Regions from separate parts of the Homo sapiens genome. Here region 2 is linked to region 1. The links are chromatin contacts, found by Hi-C in ENCODE. All regions are on one chromosome and are shown on one strand. The core of a region is the stretch at or near the end of the contact, and the rest is flanking DNA. Distances in the headings are between cores, read along the strand shown.

Region 1 (5,223 bases), core at 1,272-3,771:
ACAGTCCCTGTGATAACAATTCAGTGCATTTGGTTTCTTTGGGAGGTTACTTGTGAGATAAAGGAAAACTTCATAGGAGAGTGGGGATGCGAAACAGGGAAAGGAAGGCAGCCAGTAAGAGTGTGTTGTCAAGTTGAATGGCTCTAGGTATCTGTGTTTGATCCTGCTAGGGAAACTCTTAAAGCCAACATAAACACCCACCAGAGTGTTAACCCACCCAAAGGGTGGGGAAGCTGCCGTATGATTATCTCTGATGAGTTCTTTCTTGAAGCCTGCTTAGAAAAGTGGATGGGGGAAAAGAAAGAGCATTAATTCCAGGCATTTCAAATCTACTATGGGTGTCACAGAGAGAAAAGCCCTCAGGCAAAGTACAGATGTACAAAGTTAGAAGTCAGAAGTCAGTCTGTGTGCACTTAAAAGCAAGAGGACTGGGTAGGGCACTAACAGTATCTGCTGATGATGAGTTTTGCAAAAGCTTTTCGGGTGTTTCTGATGATCAGTCTGGTTTGGGAACCAGTGCTATGAAGGCTATAAAGATGAGTGGGTGACAGACCTTAGCCTCGGGAGCATAAAGTCTTGTAAGGTGAAGTTCTGTAAATAACCATTATTGAAAAAATGGAATACGTATCTTAAGAGAAGCGCTTATTGCAATGAATTTTAATACTTTGTAAACTCATCCATCTCTGTCACTAAAAAGTCCCAAGGAAAAGAACTATTCAATCTAATATACTGCCTGGAAAATGGCAAGTGTCCCACAGACACTTACTGCCTTGTTTTTTCAACTTCAATCTAATCAAAAATAAGGGTTATGCTTTAAATGTTTCATAGTTTGATTAAGCTGCAAATAAAAGAGTAAACAGGTGAACATTTCTTAAAAGCAAATTTAACACATAAGACCATTATATTAAATTCATGTCCAAAATATACATTCCAAATTCTGTACAACAAAATGTGGCCACAGAAAATAAAATGTATTCTATCACTAGGAAAACTGAAGACAAAGCTATTGACGGAAAATGTAATTTGTCTATAAATGATGGATACTGCAGTAATCAATTTATTTTAAATTAGTATACATGCAGTATCAATAAAGAGACCAAAAAAAAACCTTCAATGTCACAACACTATCAACTAGTCTAATGATTTTTACGTGTACAATCTTTTCTTATTATTTCTTATTTTTAAGACGCACTTAATTAAATAGTATCTGTAAATCTAAGAAAGGTCGGAAGGGAAAACCAGGGTATTGGGCAAAAACGTTTCCATCAGCATCATATATTAATTTGAGTTCCTTAAAAGGAGTGGATAAATGTCTTCCACAGACACTTTATTCTCCTAAAGATCCTTCTTTACTCTCTACTCCCTGGAAGATTCAGTTCGTTCTCACAAAATATTGCCATTGGGCACTTTTATCAACTACAACAGACAAAGAGGCATCAGGATAGAGGGGAGAGGATCTTTCACAAAGCTCTAATCTCAGCCACGCACGGTGGCCCACGCCTGTAATCCCAGCACTTTGGGAGGCCGAGGCAGGCGGATCACCTGAGGTCAGGAGTTCGAGACCAGCCTGGCCAACGTGGTGAAACCCCGTCTCTACTGAAAAATACAAAAATTAGCTGTGCGTGGTGGCGGGCGCCTGTAATCCCAGCTACTCGGGAGGCTGAGGCAGGAGAATCGCTTGAACCCGTGAGGCGGAGGTTGCAGTGAGCCGAGACCGCGCCATTGCATTCCAGCCTGGGCGACAACAGCTAAACTCCGTCTCAAAAAAAAAAAAAAAAAAAAAAAAAACTAATCTCAGGAACGTCCTAATACAATTTATTTGAGAATTAGAAACGATCTTTGGAGTAAATACATATTTACAACACTTTACTTGTAAATGACAATGACATCGAGAAATCTTAAGCCAGCTAGAAAGTAAATCACATGGTGTCATCTCCGCTCAAAATGCTCCAACGGCTTCTCGTCTTATTCTGAGACTGACTGGGTCTGCACTCCAACTCCATCCCAACACATACACCCATCTCCGATTACCCTTCCCGCTGGTTCACCACTATCGGCTACGCCGGCCTCCTGAGGTTCTTAGAACATGCCGTGCACATCCCTGCCCGGGAATTTTGCACTTGCTGTCCCCTCTTACCTGTTCCACTCTTTGCTCGGATTTCTGTATTTATGACTTTTCAATTTCCTTCAAGTCTCGGCTCAGATGCCACTTCTCAGTGGAGCTTTTCTTGTTTAAAAATACAAGCCAGCCTCCCACACCTCTTCCCCCTTCCCTGTGTTATTTTTCTCCATAGCACTTATCACCTTCCAATGCGGGCGGGAGAAGCACTGCTCCTCAGGGGGGCGCGAAACCCCGAGCCGGGGGGCCTCCCCTCTCCCACGCTCCCGGCCCCCGCAGACTCACCAGGTTCCGCAGCTGGGCCGCCTGCTCCTTGTGATAGTCCAGCCGTCCCAAGGAGCAGGGCCGATACTTGTCCACCCAGAGGCTCATGGCAGCTCGAGTTCCCGGGGGCCTACGCTTGAAAATCCCGCGCGAGCGCGCGTCCTCCCCACAACGCAGAGACAAGTTTTCCCGCGAGCTCCAAATCTCGTGACGTCACTACCGGTCGCGGCCGCGTAAATGATTTTGGACGGAAAGGCTACGGGGGCCGTGTGCAGACAAAATCAGCTGCCGCGTCGATGCCCTCTAGTTCTGAAGTTCACTGCTTTATTTATTTTCTCTTTGTTCGCACCGTCTATTATATTCTAGAAATTATCAAGCGGAATTGAAAATGTGGTTCTGACCCTTTTGGCGTCACATCCAGATACCTCAGAGAAGACCGTTCCTTTCATTTATTCATTCTTTCATTCACTTAATTCATTCAACAAAAATTTACTAAATATCTGCTAGGTGTGGAACTCTGTCCTCGGCACTAGAATATATACATCTCAGGGTTTCACTCACTTGGCAGGTACCCAGTAAAGCTTCATTGGATGAATCGCTTGAAAATGTCTGATCTTCACTATCCTTTGTTACCTCTATTCCTCAATATTCTTATTGGATTAGAAACAAAAGAATCAAGAGCATGGAAAAACTACCCAAATGTGGTCTGTAGGGGAGAAGACACGAGGTTAATATGCATTCTAAGTCTAGAATATTTGAAAGCCCTCCAATTAAAATGTGTAGAAGCATCTGAACCCCTCAGAAAAATATTCTGCATATGAAGTTGATATGCAACTTTTGAAGTTCTCTTCAAATAGTGCCTCTCAAAATGCACTTTACTCATTGTACATAATATTAATTCCTTATTTAATTTATGCTTTTATTTTATGTATTATTAAGAACCCTAAGTCCTGCCATTTGATTGCAAGGTCTTACAGGCAGGAAATGATTTCCAAATATACTTAATAACCTTTCACCAAGGTGCCTCTTACTCATTTATTAATCAATAATTTATCATGTTCTTCTATGAATCGTCATATTACATGAATTACTCCTGCAGGTAAGGTATTATCCACACCACCAAGTATAAGATTTAATCCCTGTTCTCGAGAAACTTTCTATAATAAGCCTGGAAGGCTTCTGCCTCAGGGCCTTTGCAATTACTGTTTCCTCTTCCTGGACTATGTTTCTCCAGTCAGCAGAGTTGGGTCCCTCATTTCCTTCAGGATGTTGGCTCAAGTATTATCTCCTCACTGAGGCTTCCCTGACCACCCTATTTAATATTGCAAAAAAGCTTCATCTTCTTTATGCTTCTCTCCTTTGGAATTGAAATGGAGGAAGTGTTTGAAATGAGAAGGTAAAGGAAATCAGAAGCAGGGATACTGAATTGTGGTCTATGTGTATATCATAATCATAATGAATGATAATGGAAATAAGTACTGAGAGGAATAAAGAGAAGAACCAAGTGCTAGAATGATCAATAATTTGGCAAGAGTGACCACAGGCATGACAGACAACTTCAATAAGGAGCAGTGGTTGATGGTCTCTACCGTGAAGACATGTCTCTACCATTGAAGCACATGAAGACATGTGCTTCAATATTGTTGGGGGTTCTGAGGAAGGAGAAATAGTGTGGTGACCCAGGAAGTCCAGTTAAATTTGAATTTCAGAAGCTTTTTCATATGTCTATGGCAAAATTTATTACAAATGATTTTTTTTCTCATATAAGTATGTCCCTGGCAATATTTGAAATTGTAATAAATATTGCCAGGGACATACTTATATGAGAAAAAAAATCAGCCTTTATCTGAAATTCAAATGTAACCAGGGCCCTGTATTTATCTAGCAATTTTACTCCAGACTCTTGAATATATAGGATATGAGAAATTGCTACAGAGGAAGTAAAGTCCTCGGGGTTGGTAAACTACAGCTGCAATCACTTTAATGTTTAATGACTCTGGCCCTCAGGTATCTTAGCTCTTTTTTTTTTTCTTGAGATGGAGTCCCAGTCTGTCTCCCAGGCTGGAGTGCAGTGATGCGATCTCGGCTCACTGCAACCTCCACCTCCTGGGTTCAAGCGATCCTCCCACCTCAGCCTCCCATGTAGCTAGGGTTACAGTTGTGCACCACCACGCCCAGCTAATTTTTTGTATTTTTAGTAGAGACAGGGTTTTACCATGTTGACCAGGCTGGTCTCGAACTCCTGAGCTCAGGCAAGCCAGCTGCCTCGGCCTCCCAAAGTGCTGGGATTACAGTAGCGAGCCACCACGCCCGGCAATCATATAGTAATTGTAAGTTTAATTTTTTGAGTAACTGCCATACCGTTTTCCACAGTGGCTGCACCACTTTACATTCCCATGAGCAATGCAAAAAGATTCCAATTTCTCCACATCTTCACCAACCAACAACCTTTTTAAATTTTAGTCATTCTGGCAGGTTTACAGAGAAATCTCATTATGATTTTAATTTCCCTAATGATAAATGATGTTGAGCATCTTATTAATTATTAGAATATTCTTTTGTAAAGTGACTATTCAAATATTTTGCCTATTTTTATTAGATTGTTTGTCTTTTTCTTATTAATTTCTTTCCTTTTCATGCATGTATTTTAAATAATCTTTTTCCTACATGTGGCTTGGCTTTAATCTCTGTTAATGGTGTCTTTTGATAAATAGTTCTTAAGTTAAATATAGTTCAGCTTGTACTGTTTTACAAAATCTTTACCTACTCCAAAGTCTTGAAGATGTTCTTCTGTGAGTTTTTCTTCAAGTTTTATGGTTTTGCTCTCACATTTAGATTTT
Region 2 (5,223 bases), core at 807-3,306, 2.5 Mb before region 1:
AACAGTGTTGTAGTAAATTCTTTAGGGTTTTCTATATATAACAATTTTGTGTATAGAAATTCTACATGTTTTAAACACATTCATCTTTATGGCTGTTGGAAATTTAAAAAATTCTATTTAAATGTATGTACTTTTTAAATGTAAAGAAGTAGAGTAGATGACCAATAAAAGATTTCCTTTCTTTTTTTGGTGGGGGCCAGGGGGTACAGGGTCTGGCTCTATTGCCCAGGCTGGGGTGCAGTGGCACAATCTCAGTCACTGCTGCCTCTGCCTCCCCAGCTCAGGTGATCTTCCTGCCTCAGCCTCTGGAGTAACTGGGACTACAGATGTGTACCACCATGCCCAGCTAATTTTTGTGTTTTTTTGTAGGGACGGGTTTCGTCATGTTGCCCAGGCTGGTCTCGAACTCCTGGGCTCAAGCGATTCTCTTGCCTCGGCCTCTGGAGTAGCTGGGACTACAGGCATAAGCCACCAAGCCTGGCCAATATTTGCAAGACTAAAGAAATATTGACATACAATTTCACAATATGGAACGGAAATATGAGTTCAAGAAGAAAAGAAATGATGTAAAATTTCCTTCTGTTAAAAGCTTGTTCATGTAGTTTTAAAAATTGATGATTTTAGATATTAAATTGGTATTTAGATTCCACTGGCTACATTTAAAAGTTATATAACTTTTATTTTAAAATGTTAATTTATAATAAAACAGAAGTTGCTTCTTTTGTAACTATTTAAGTCAGATGAGAAATTGTGATGGTCAATCCAAAAACGTGGAAGTGAGAATACAGTCATAGTCTTTGGGGACTCCTTTGGGGGTATAAGAGCAAAATCATTTTGAAACCACTGTATTAATATATTCCTAATAGGTTTTGCTTTTTGGGATGACTGACTGCTACCTTTCTGAGATTTGAGGGAGTCACTTAACTGGTCCTAAGGCCAGGCGCGGTGACTCACGCCTGTAATCCCAGCACTTTGGGAAACTGAGGCAGGTGGATCGCTTGAGGTCAGGAATTCGAGACCAGCCTGGCTAACTTGAGGTCAAGCTTTCAAGACCAGCTTGGCCAATATGGTGAAACCCCGTCTCTACTAAAAATACAAAAATTAGACGGGAGTGGTGGTGCACAGCTGTAATTCCAGCTTCTCTGGAGGCTGAGGCATGAGAGTCGCTTGAACCTGGGAAGCAGAGGTTGCAGTGAGCCGAGATCATGCCACTGCACTCCAGCCTGGGCAACATAGTAAGACTCTGTCTCAAAACAAAACAAAAACACAACAACAACAAAACTGGTTCTAAATGCTCCGGGCAAGTACATACTGCTTTTTCTTTTTTCTGTTTTTTTTTCCCTAAGGCAGCCCTATTGAAGAGTCTGTCATCTACAATATTTTACTAATTTAAAAACACTTGTCAAGAAGGGTAAAGTATGTTCATCTTGATTTTACTCTTTGTATCCCGGAATCAGGAACTAACAGTTTTATGATAGTGATATAGACTTTACACACACACCAAGACTTAAAACACGTGGTGCAGGCGGGCTTTTGGAAATTAACTGTGCTCTGGATACAGAAGTCACAAAGCTCAGGCTGCAGAGACATTGAGGGGATAATCAGCCTTTATTGTCTCTCGTGCACTGTGCCCAGCGCTCCCTCTAGCGGCTACAAGCGCTCACTGCCCACACTCTCTACTAGGCTCTCCGGAGGCCTCGGTTTCGCTGGAGAGAAAGAGATTGCGCAGGCGCCGAGCAGCCGACGTGGCCGCAGGGGACCGTGCCTGGGGGGGTCTGCGCGGGGCCGCTGACTCGCGAGGTTCTCTGTCGCCTGCCGCCCTCGCTCCTTTTCTCCCCTTCTAGAGTGTTACGGTGACTCTTGGGTCCGAAGGGGACGGACGTCCTCCCACGTACCATTTAGAAGGTCAGAGTGGGCAGAACCTAGTCTGAGCAGGCCGGTGATGAATCCGCTGGCAAGACGCGCGCGTGGGTACTCACGTGACCTAGGCTGCGGCGGCGGCGTGCTGCGGGCTCTGTGGCGGGAGCGAGGCCGACGGGCGGGGCCGCGCGGCCGCGTGACGCGAAGCGTTCGAGAGCGCGCGTCGTGGAACGTCTTGGTTGCCACGGCAAGCGCGCGCGCGAGGCCTTGGGAACCTCGGGACCGGCCCCCGGCGAGCGCAGCGGCGCCCAGTGTAAGGGAGTGGGAGCTGGTCCGTGCCGCGGCGGCCGCGCAGGGAGCTCTCGAGGCAACGCCGGGGCGCCCGAGGTCTGGAAGGCGCAGGTGGGGCGCGGGGGAGTTCACCCCTGCGCGGTCCCTTGGGTGGGCGGGGTGGGCGCCCCAGGCCCCGCGGACTCGGCTGGGAGGCTGAGCGGGCGACGGTCACGGGACAAGGGTGGAGGGGGTGGGGACCTCATCCGAGTCTCAGAGATGGAATTTTCGAGGAAGGGAGCGATTTCGAGAGAGAATAGTTTGAGAAGTTGTTCTCAGTCCCTTCTCTCGCGGGAGTGTGGTATTTAGGGAAGCTTCGGCCTCTTAACCCATGGACTGTTAGGATGGAGGGAATCCTTCCCGCTCGATTCCTATCGCGGAGTCCTTTCGGAGCATCGCTATTGATCATTCTCGCCGCCCCAACCCCGTTGTTTACTTTGGCTTCGCAGATCTCTGTGGTCTTTTGCCCTCCCGCAGCGCCCATGGCCCCGTCAAGGTTGGGCAGCCTTTCTCTGCAAGAAGGCCCACGAACAACTGCGGTTATATTGGGATGGATTGCGCGTGATTTTACTCTTTACAATACATTCTTTCATGCTTCCTAGGGATTGAGCTGCGCGGCGGATCCCTCCGACTTAATTCTGGGCCTGAGAAAAGTTTCTCTTGGAATGCGCAGTTTCGTGACGCAGCATTATTGCGTGACTCTAGGGCTGACCCAGTTTTTCACTTTCTAATTGTAAGGAAGTGCGCTAGTAGTCCACCGAGGATCCTCGAGGTTGGCCTTATTGTATCATAATTTAACGAATTTGCGTTCCAGGTTGTTACAGCCTTTGAAATAATGGCCTCATATTTAAGAATGTAGCAATTTTTCTTTGAAATTTCCGAAAGTGGGGAAAAAAGTAATAGAAGACTGCACCTATATGGAATTATTTTCTGATTCGCAGTTCTTTATAATCGTAGACTTAATTTGGTGGCTTTATTGGACCTGTTTGAAACAGGAAGCCTTTCTGTAATGTGGTTTCGGGTCGGCTTCACCTCTGGCACTCTCTGAAACGTCGTTGTCTATGGTTTCCCTAAGAAGCTAGAATGAGCGGGATGCTACGGAGGGAGGTGTATACAGGTGTTAGACAAAGCCCCCTCCGCTTTTTTGGTAAAGGGCCAAATAGGCATTAGATCAACTTGTGCTAGCTCTAAGGAGTTAAATGCGGTATTATTAAAGACTGCTTGTAATGTTGACTGTTAAGTGAGAGTGTTACTTCTTTCAGTGTTTATGGAATCGAACTAAATTGCTAGGTATTTTAATGCAGAATTTTACCTTTTCTCGGGTATTTTTTAAGACATACACAGACATACATGTAGTTATGTTGAAATAAATGTGTTTTATTAGAACGTTAAAAAATTAGAATTTAGGTGAACTACTGGTATCGGAACAGATTTTGGTTTGTTGTTGAAGACTGTACACTGGTGTAGGTACTGTTTAATACATCAGATTGTCATTTCAAAGACTTTGTCTTCTTAACTTTGAAAATTAAATAATGTGAAATAATGTGATAATGGTTTTTATCTTTTCAGGACACTTGATTGACACTTAATTGTGCTTAGGAATAGAATAGGCTTTTTTTTAAGTCACCATCCTCCAATCCTTATTTCTGTAAAATGTATTTTCTGAGACCGCTGAGGATATAGCAAATCCCAGTCACAAAATAAAAATGTGATATTTTAATATAAACCTTTTTCTTTCTGTGTTGAGATTCCCCAGAGATTAGACTGAAATTGACCATTAGACTTATATATAACCTCTAGATACCCAGGCTCTTCTCTCGTGTATCCTTTTTTTCTCTTTAAGATGGAGATGTAGCAAGGAAGGTTATTAAGCAATCCTGTGGAATTAGCCCTCCCACTCCACCCCTACACACAGGCACACTCTTCTTTCTCAGTAGCCATCTTGTTCCCTCCATTGACACATTATTAGGAAATCTTTCATCACACCGTATGTAAAATAAGCTTAGAAATAAACGTATACCCAAGGTAAATATTGCTTCTAGCTATATTCCTTCATTATGCCTCGCTTCTACTTTCAAATGCTACCTATTGAAGATTTAAGCCACATGACTTTCTACGACGGGACACTCTGGGTTTTCTTCACCCCTCCCTCACTCTGCTGACTTGTAAACATAGTAGGACTTTTAGATTTGGAATCAAACACATCTCATCTAATTTTCATTTTCATTTTTCTTTTCTTTCTTTCTTTTTTTTTTTTTTTTAAAGAGACAAGGTCTTGCTCTGTCACCCAGGCTGGTTGGAGTGCAGTGGTGCAGTCATAGCTCACTGCAACCTTGAACTTCTGGGCCCAAGCGATCCTCCGGCCTCAGCCTGTGCAGTAGCTGGGATTACAGGCGAGAGCTCATTTAATTTTCTTGACAGATAATCTTCTGATCCATGAACTGATTTGAATGTATCATTTACTAGCTCTCTTCTTGGGCAAGCTGCTCAATATTTGTAAAACATTTTTAAAATCAGATATCAACCTCCAAGAGTGAGGATTGGATAACCTTAGAAGGGTGCCAGACACATATAGAGAGCTTAACAAAAGATAGTAAATTTTGGTGCTTCTGAGGGCCAGAGACAGACCATGTCCATTATATCTTTGCTATATATTATAGTTGTGAGTGATTTTTAAAGCAGTACTTTTAATTTGCTTGTGAACCCCCAAATAATTTTTGTAAAACTGTCCCTCTTGCACACTTTTGGTTAACTTACAGCATTTTACATCATGCGTTAGTTGAAAAGAATGCAGTTTCCCACATGGTATTGATATTAACATTTTAATATTGGTACATCATTCTTTCACCTGTATTCAGTGGGGTATCATATCTTTGTAGTTTTATATCCATCACCATCAATTTTTAAAATACATTATATTTTACACACTTCCTTTTTTAAAAAATTTTACTTTTTTATCACCCCCACCCCACAGAATATTATCTTAAGGTAATGCATTTTTATGCTTGAAAGCTTTTTATTAATCTCTGTGAT

Evidence for each region. A loop is a pair of places that touch in the nucleus more often than their neighbours do. Pooled maps may share reads with other maps.
Region 2: a loop to region 1 is called in a pooled map, with 16 times the contacts of the local background. The contact joins the promoter of SPART-AS1 here to the promoter of RFC3 in region 1. A Hi-C loop is called at or near these places in 7 of 50 pooled maps.

The regions. Positions count from the first base shown.
Region 1 is chr13:33,815,447-33,820,669 of GRCh38, reverse strand. RFC3 (replication factor C subunit 3) reads right to left here and starts at 2,521. Exons shown (of 9, transcript NM_002915.4): 1 at 2,405-2,521. The coding sequence starts at 2,491.
Region 2 is chr13:36,343,264-36,348,486 of GRCh38, reverse strand. SPART-AS1 (SPART antisense RNA 1) reads right to left here and starts at 2,056. Exons shown (of 5, transcript NR_045181.1): 1 at 1,980-2,056. SPART (spartin) reads left to right here and starts at 2,093. Exons shown (of 9, transcript NM_015087.5): 1 at 2,093-2,262. RefSeq lists a silencer at 2,195-2,244.